Regions from separate parts of the Homo sapiens genome. Here region 2 is linked to region 1. Evidence: chromatin contacts called from ENCODE Hi-C or POLR2A ChIA-PET data. All regions are on one chromosome and are shown on one strand. Each heading gives the region's core, a stretch centred on a gene start or an enhancer-like site at or near the end of the contact. The rest is flanking DNA. Distances are from core to core; before and after follow the strand shown.

What was found. A loop is a pair of places that touch in the nucleus more often than their neighbours do. ChIA-PET counts read pairs that join two places held with the same protein, here RNA polymerase II (POLR2A). Pooled maps may share reads with other maps.
Region 2: a map of B cell shows a loop between it and region 1 (11-fold over the local background). The contact joins the promoter of TIMM13 here to the promoter of ATP8B3 in region 1. A Hi-C loop is called at or near these places in 1 of 168 maps with a recorded cell type or tissue (B cell) and 5 of 50 pooled maps. POLR2A ChIA-PET finds 5 or more read pairs at or near these places in 2 of 52 experiments (A673 and B cell).

Annotation. Positions count from the first base shown.
Region 1 is chr19:1,810,106-1,813,917 of GRCh38, forward strand. ATP8B3 (ATPase phospholipid transporting 8B3) reads right to left here and starts at 2,171. Exons shown (of 29, transcript NM_138813.4): 1 at 2,081-2,171; 2 at 1,384-1,779; 3 at 517-578. The coding sequence starts at 1,631. RefSeq lists enhancers at 1,679-2,424, 2,805-2,964 and a silencer at 1,885-2,254.
Region 2 is chr19:2,426,336-2,430,186 of GRCh38, forward strand. TIMM13 (translocase of inner mitochondrial membrane 13) reads right to left here and starts at 1,251. Exons shown (of 3, transcript NM_012458.4): 1 at 1,079-1,251; 2 at 921-989; 3 at 1-711. The coding sequence starts at 1,198. The coding sequence ends at 613. It overlaps LMNB2 (lamin B2), which reads right to left. Exons shown (of 12, transcript NM_032737.4): 12 at 1,831-3,851. RefSeq lists enhancers at 1-741, 742-1,487, 1,572-1,721 and a silencer at 932-1,021.

The DNA of each region.
Region 1 (3,812 bases), core at 921-3,420:
ATCTTTCTGGGCATGCAGCCCCCAAATCCTGAGCCAAATCCCCCAAACCCAGTCAGTACTAGGGTTGGAGACTACTAGAAACCAAATGAGAATCCTAGGCAAGGCCTGACGTGCAGGTCTGGGGGCCCCAGCCCGTCTCAGCCTCAGCCCTGCACTTTTTTCTTTTTTTTGAGATGGAGTCTCGCTCTGTCACCCAGGCTGGAGTGCAGTAGCACAATCGCAGCTCACTGCAACCTCCACCTCCTGGGTCTCCTGGGTTCAAGTGATTCTCCTGTCTCAGCCTCCCAAGTAGCTAGAATTACAGGCATACGCCACCACGCCCAGCTAATCTTCGTACTTTTAGTAGAAACGGGGTTTCTCCATGTTGCCCAGGCTCTCGAACCCCTGACCTCAAGTGATCCACCCGCCTCAGCCTCCCAAAGTGCCGGGATTACAGGGGAGAGCCACCACGCCTGGCCAGCCCTGAACTTCATAATCCCTCCCACCTGCACCGCCCCCTCTGCCCAGGATCAGCACCTGAGTTCCTGTCCTCATCTTGGAGATCTTCTCTCTGGCCGAGGCTGCCCATGCTGGTGGGGCTGTGGGAGAGAAGGGCCCCGGGTCACAGCAGTGACCCCAGCCCTTGCTGGGCACCACTCGGTCTTCAAGGAGCTCACAGCCTAGGGGCCGACCCTCTCAAATGCTACCTCCCACACTCATCTGCAGCCTCCCCGCCAGGCTCTGAATGTCCAGCCATAGGCTGTGTGTCTTGCCTTGGACATCCTGAGACCTAGGGGACCCCAAGATGATCCTCAAACCTGCAACAGCCCATCTGCCAGTGTCCCCCGCCAGCCACCCTGGTCGCCTCCCGCCAGTACAGCCTAGAAGGACTCTACCGCCAGCCATGCCAGCCTCTGGCCATGCCAGCCTCCGGCCACTGCTCCCCACACCTCGCTTTTCCTGAAAGGACCACTCTCACCTCCTCCTGGTTTCACTGACGGCCTCCTGCCCCTCTCCCCATGTGGCACCAGCTTAGGGGCTCAGTCATCTGTTCACTGACTGAATGGGACCCCCGGGCTATATGTTATATCTCAAAACACAGCATGAGGGTCAGGCATGGCCACTCCCCTCCTCACCCCCCCAGGCTGGGCAGCAAACTCTGATGGGGGCGATGGAGGCAGACGGACATCGTCAGAAGATCCTGGAATCTTCTCCACTAGCAGGTTCAGGAATGTGGGTCTGGCTCTAGCCCTGCACCGGGGGCCCTGGTTTGGCCCCCTATGAGGATGGGCAAACCACCCCTAGACGCCAGCAACTGGCCCCCCACCTGCCAGCTCTCTAGCAGTGCCCTCCCCGCCAAGCCCCTGCCCCTGTGTTCCGGCCACCCGATGCACCCGTCCTCACCCTTCTGGTCTCCATTCATACTTCCTAGCCCGGCCAGGCTGGGCCTTGTGCCTCCTCTCAGGTGCCCCTCTGCCTGGGGAGTCTCCCATCCCAGCTCTGATCACCGTCTCACCTCCGCGGATGCCAGCAGGACCTGAGCCTTCCTGAGTCACGTCTGAGTCACCCGTGTCCCCAGGTCCTGGTGGGGCAGGGCTTGGCTCAGGGCCAGCTCTGGTGCTCCTGGGAGTCTGAGCGGGGCCAGTGCCCATTCACCGCATGAGGAAAAGGGAGGTTCAGGGCGAAGAGGGGTTTAGGCTGTGGGACGGGGGAGAGGTGGGGGAGACCCCCGTGGGGGCAGACTGGGGATTGGAGAGTTGGAGAGAATGCTCAAATGGCCAGAATCCACTCGAAGTGTATCTGGGGGCAGAAAGAGACACGGACACAGCGCTGGCTTCCTGCCCCCTCACTAACTGGGATGCCCCATTACTCGGAAGCCCCCCACCCCGTCTTCCCGCAGCCGCAGGGGCACAGGACCGCCCTGGACAGGGCTCCAGAGTCCAGGGCTGTCTGCACCCGCCCCGGGGCCCCGACCGCGCGAACCTCTAGGGGCGCGCTCTCCACCCCCGCCGCCACGACCCCAGCTCTCAGCCTGGGTGGAGCCCAGAGAGGGTGCGCGGGCTCCCGGGGACGCACAGCAGTGGGAGCACCCGCCGCTCACCGGCGCAGGAGAGGCAGGGGGGGGCAGGCCGCGGGCGTCCAGGGCGGCGGACGTGGTGGAACCGTTAGCCCGGTGCCAACGGTCCTGAAACGGGGGGCGGGATCTCGGGGCGGGGCCTCGGGGCCCGGCCAAGGCGAAGGTGGAGCCAGTTCGGACCCCGGAAGGGGGCCGGGGGCGGGGCCTGGAGGGGGTGGGTGGGGCCAAGGCGAAGAAGGGGCGGGGCCTCGAGGGTGGGGCCGAGCGGAGCACGGCCGAGCAGGATGGGGGCCAGGCCTCAGGGACGCGGTCACGGCCGAAGGGCGGGGCCTCGCAGAGCCTCGCAGAACAGGCCGGGATAGAAGACGCTCGGGAGCAGTGCCTGGGTCTGGGGAGGGGCCGGGACTTTGGGGAAGGGACTAGAAGGAAGGCGAGGACGAGCGGGGTCTCGCTGAGCAAAGTCAGAGTAGGGGCGGGGCCAGGACTCAGGGGCTTGGCCAGAGCGGGAAGCGGGGTTGAGCATGGCCTTGCGGAGCAGTGTTATGGTAGGGGCGGGGCTGGGATCCGGAGCCGTTACAAAGGAGGAAGGCGGGGCCGCGCAGAGCAGGGTCAGGGTAGGAGGGCGCTCAGGGTGGGTCCAGGACAGAAGGCAGGGCCTTGGGAGGGCCTTAGGGAGCAGTGCCAGTGCAGGGGCGGAGCCTGAAAGGGAAGAGGGTGTCAGGGCAGGGCCGGGCCGGGCTTGGTCAGGGAGCAGAAAGAACCTGCACCGCAGGGCGGGGTTGGAAGGGTTCTTGGAAAGGTGGGCCTGGGTCAGGTCGGAATGGGCCTTGCAGACCTGACGGGGCTGAGGCTGGTGCGGCCAGCGTGGCAGAGTGCAGGAGGAAGGACCACAGGTAACGGCGGTTATGTAAGTCATGTCTGATCCGTGTCCTGGGTTCGTTCATTCATCCCATACACGTTCAACGAGCGCCTCCTAGGCGCAGATGCAGGGCTGAGCACCAGGCTGGGGAGAGGCGGTTATAGCCATTGAGACCACCCTAAGGCCAAGAGGAAGCCCGCAGGGTTCTTTCCAGCAGGTGGCAGGGGCTCAGGGATCCTTACTGAAGAAGTGGCAGGGGTGAGTTCAGCGACGAGGCTAGGGCGGGTCCAGGCCAGCGATAGGGCCTGGAGCCAGGGTCAGAAAGTGTGTGCGGAGGGGCTGCTGAAGATGAAATGCCCCCAAGAGTGAGGCTACCTGGGGTGAGGGCCCAAAGGGAGAGGCAAACATGGGTGGAGGGGGATAGGGAAGCCACCTCCCCCATCAAAGCGGCAACCACCTGAGGGCTCTCGGTGATCACAAACCCTCTTTCTTTGGAAGCCCAAATTGGAAGCCTGCTTGGCCCTGGAGGCTGCCAGGGAACCTCTCTTTTTTTGGAGACAGAGTCTCACTGTGTCACCCGGGCTGGAGTGCAGTGGTGCGATCAGAGCTCACTGCAGCCTCCACCTCCTGGGCTCAAGCGATCCTCCTGCCTCAGCCTCCAGAGTAGCTGGGACCACAAGCAGGCAGGCAGGCCACTGTGTTTGACTTCTCTCCTTTCATTCCTTCAACACTTCCCCTGTGCTTGCTTGCTTGCTCAGTGGTTACGAAAAAAAGCCGGGGCTGGGAGTTTGAACACACTGTTCTAATAAACTTTAGAAGAGACCTGGTTGGGTGCAGCTGTGAGGACCAGATTCCCCCACCCCAGCCTTCGCAGGGGGCACTATCTGGGGGCAGGAG
Region 2 (3,851 bases), core at 1-2,500, 620 kb after region 1:
GAAGCAGGGTCAAAGCAAGCCCTGACAAGGGGAAGGCTGTCCCCCTTAGCCTTTGGGGCAGGGGTGGCAGCAGCAACACATTCCTCGTGACTCAGCAGCCCGGTGGCACTAAGGGGAAAGATGGACTTCTCCCAACCCAGGGGAGGCTGAGACCCTCCGAGCTGGGGTTCCAGGGACACGCGTCACCTCTTCCCAGAGACCCCTCAGGAGGGAAATAAAGAGGTTTCTCTCCGTCCTCCACCAATTTATTTGCCCATCCGCAGGAGGTGACAGCTCCTGTGGTGTCTGACCACCCCCAACTCCGAAGTCCAGACAAGCTGTCCGCCCAGAATATGAGGCTGACTTGGGCACACTAGGGGAATACCCCAAAGGCCTGAAGGAGGTGCCACTGGGCTGCCAGCACTTCAGGAAGGCACAGGGCCCCACACCCCCGAGATCCAAGCTGCACTGGCTGGCAGGGGGCAGGGCGGGGGGTGGCGAGGACACAGTCCCGTGTGTCCCAGCACCGGTGCCACCCTCCTAAGCCCCGGGCAGGCAGTACGTACATGCGGACCCCGCCTCTCAAAGCACGTTTATGGAAATGAACAGGGTGGGGTGGCCCGCGCTCGCCGGTCACATGTTGGCTCGTTCCCGCTGCAGCCGCGAGTTGTAGGCGCGAGACACGGTGTTCCAGGCGTCCATGTAGCGGTCCATGCACATGGCGATGCACTTCTGCGGGAGCGGAGGGGCGCACGGCTCAGCTCGGGACTTCGCGGCCCCGGGGACCGCCCTGACCCCGGCTCCAGGACGCCCGGGCTGCAGACTACGCACGTGCAGTGACCACTCCGTCGCACCTCCCCGTTAGTCTGCGCACGCGCAGACACCTCCCCCCTCGAATCTAGGCCCTCGCGACCCTTGCCCCGAACCTCCGCGGGTCTCACCTGCTCGGAGTTGTCCAGGGAGCCCCCAGGTTTCCCTATACACTTCCGGAAACACTTGTCCGTCATCCTCTGTGGAGACACGCGAGGCTTTAGCCGCGACGTCGGCCCCCAGGGGTGGCCCTGTCGCCCCCAGCGCCCGTCCCCGGCCAGCCCCGCACCTGCAGCAGCTCCTGCGCGTTGGCCACGGCGATCTGCACTTTCACCTGCTCCATTATGAGCCCTGGGTCCAGCTTCCCGCTGCCGGAGCCCCCGAAATCGGAGCCGAAGCCGCCCTCCATGGCTCCGCAAAGTCAACCGGACCGAGGCCGCGTGCGCCGACTCGTAACTAACTGCGCCGGAAGCGGGCCGCCCGGGGCACCACGGGAAACGGAGTCCGCGCGGACGGGGACGGAGGACTACAACTCCCACACGACCGCGCGCGCCCGGGCCATTCAAGGTCGCGCGGGGGGCCCTCCGCTCATGCGGAGGCCTGGACCTGCCGTTACCTACACGAGCTACCCGTGGTTGCGACTCCGCGGGAAGAGGGAGGCCCTGACTTGGCCGGGGAGTAGGGGGGCTACTACGTGCGGCCGAGGCCGATCACTTTGTACTCACGCTCTGCCTCCAGCTCGTCCCGAAGGGCCTGCCGCGCATGCGCACGAGGCACCCGGCGCGTCTATACAGCGTGTTGCCGCCGGGGCGGAGCCCGGTCGCATCACGTGACGAAGAGTCAGCTTGTGCAACAGCGTCGGAGGCTCACTAGAAAAAAAAGGGCAGGGTCCCATGCATCGCCTGGGTCCTGTTTACACTAGCTACACTAGCCAGTGACCTTTTTCCTTGGGGGTGGAGGGATCTTTCTTAGACATCCGCTTCATTAGGGCAGAGGCCCCGGCTCGAGCTTCCCCTCAGGAATAAACTCAGAGGCAGAACCTAAAATCAAAATGTTTATTGGAGTGTTGTACAAAAAAGTTTCCAGTCATAAAATGTATATTACAAATCATTGGAAAAAAAAAAGAACACATTAGGCATGCATCTTCTTAAAAACCGAATCTCTGAAATGAAAGTCCATGCCAGCCCCAGCTGCAGCCCAGCTCCGTTTTTGCAGGTTGTGCTGTGACGCTCGCTGGACGCAGGGCTTGGAAGAGGCTGCAGGCGGCGACGCCCCAGGACTGAGGAGTCCCTCAGATCTTTAACAAAGAACTGCCGCGTGCAGGCTTCAGACCAACCCCAGCCAAAGCCGCTGGCATGAGGACAGGTGCATGATCGGATTCTGGGTCAGCCCGCAGGCCTCCCGGCTCCTGGGCTCAGCGGGGCAGGCTTCAGCGTTAACCTGGCGCTGTGCACCCCAGAACCCGCGTTGGTCCAGCAGGCGTGGGCCTCCCCCCAGGGCTGGGTGGCGTCTGATGCTTCGCAGGGAGGGCGCTAGGCTTCGAGTCACACGGCACGGGCTTACACAGAGGGATGGTTTCGCATCGTTCTAAGCGGCACACAGCTAAGCGTATTTGGGGACAAATGCAAATTGTTTCCCAGGCCATAAATAACTTTTAAAAATTTGATTTTCTTAGTGTTTCCAAAGACTCAATTCTCAATGAACCTCCAATTACCCACAGGCTGCCCAGTCCACGCTTCTCCCCACCCCCTTCAGCTAAGGGCACCCGCAGTCCTAGGACCACCCCCAGCTCCACCCAAGGCAAATGTAGGGTGGGGGGTTCTGTGGGCCTGGGGCGTGCTGTTTTCAGGACAGGACTGGGCAGCGTCTGGACATGAGGACCTGCGGGTTTTGGGGGGGACTTTGTCCCTGAGCCCAGCCTGCAAGGCTGTCGGCAAATCACAGACCAACTCCAGGATACAGCTTTGCTCCTCCAGAGCCAAAATACATAGGATGTGGCTGAGACCACTGCAGACTCCCCATAGGACAAGATCACCAAGACCCACCCCCAGAACCCTCGCTAGCACGAAGCCCAGCCAGTCGGGTCCGGGTGATTCCTGCTATGAAGGTGGGAAAGAGGACACAGTCTGTCGCCAGCATTCCCACTTCCAGCGGCTGGCAGAGGGTATCCCCGGGGCAGGCAAAGCTCCCTACCAGCCGCCTGACTGGGAGCACAGCGGCGTAGCCTCCAGGAGGAAATGCTTTGGTAAGATGCGCCCCCCTCTATCTACATGGGACCGGGACTTCTGAGAGCAAGGACAGCGAGCAGGGGCTACGTGGAGCAGCGGGTGTTTCTGCTTTGTCGGCCGCTGGCTCCTTCCCGGCCTGGGGCTGGGGCCCCCCATTCCTTCCTGCCACAGGCAGGTCCCCAGGGAGGCGGGATGCAGTCACAGGGGAGCGGTGCCGCCCCCGCCCTGCAGTGAACGCCATGGCCCGGAGACGGCGCGTGCCCATGGCTCAGTTTTGGTGTCTTTAAGACTTGAGCTGCACTTTCTGAAGGAGGCTCTGCCGTCGGAGGGTGCCCCAGCCCCACGCCACCCCGGGGAGGAGGGTCAGCCTGTCCTCAAGGCCCTGGCGTGAGCTCCTGACCTGTGTACTGACCAATGTAAAAAAATAAATATCCATTAAAAAAATAACTTCTGTGTATCTATGAGGGAGGGTGTAAACGGTGAGCTATTGCCGAAGGGGGGTGCCAGGCATTGGGAAGCTGGACTGAGGGGCTTGGGTGCGTCGTGATAGGAGTCAGGTGGCCTTGGCCTGTCTGAGAAACATGGTTTCAGCGAGAAAATCACAGATAAAAGCACAGTATGGATAGACGCATGTGTATATATAGGCACAGGGCAGACGGAGCTGGAACACGGGAGGGGCTCCACAGCGCTCTCCTCCAGAGGGTCAACATGGTGGCGTTCCCTGCAGACAGCTGTTCTGAAACTCACAGCTTCTGCCTCCAAGGCAACCAGATGTGTCCCCTCCACATCTCCCCTCCCTGCTTATTGTTGTGACAGGTCTTACGACGGGACTGT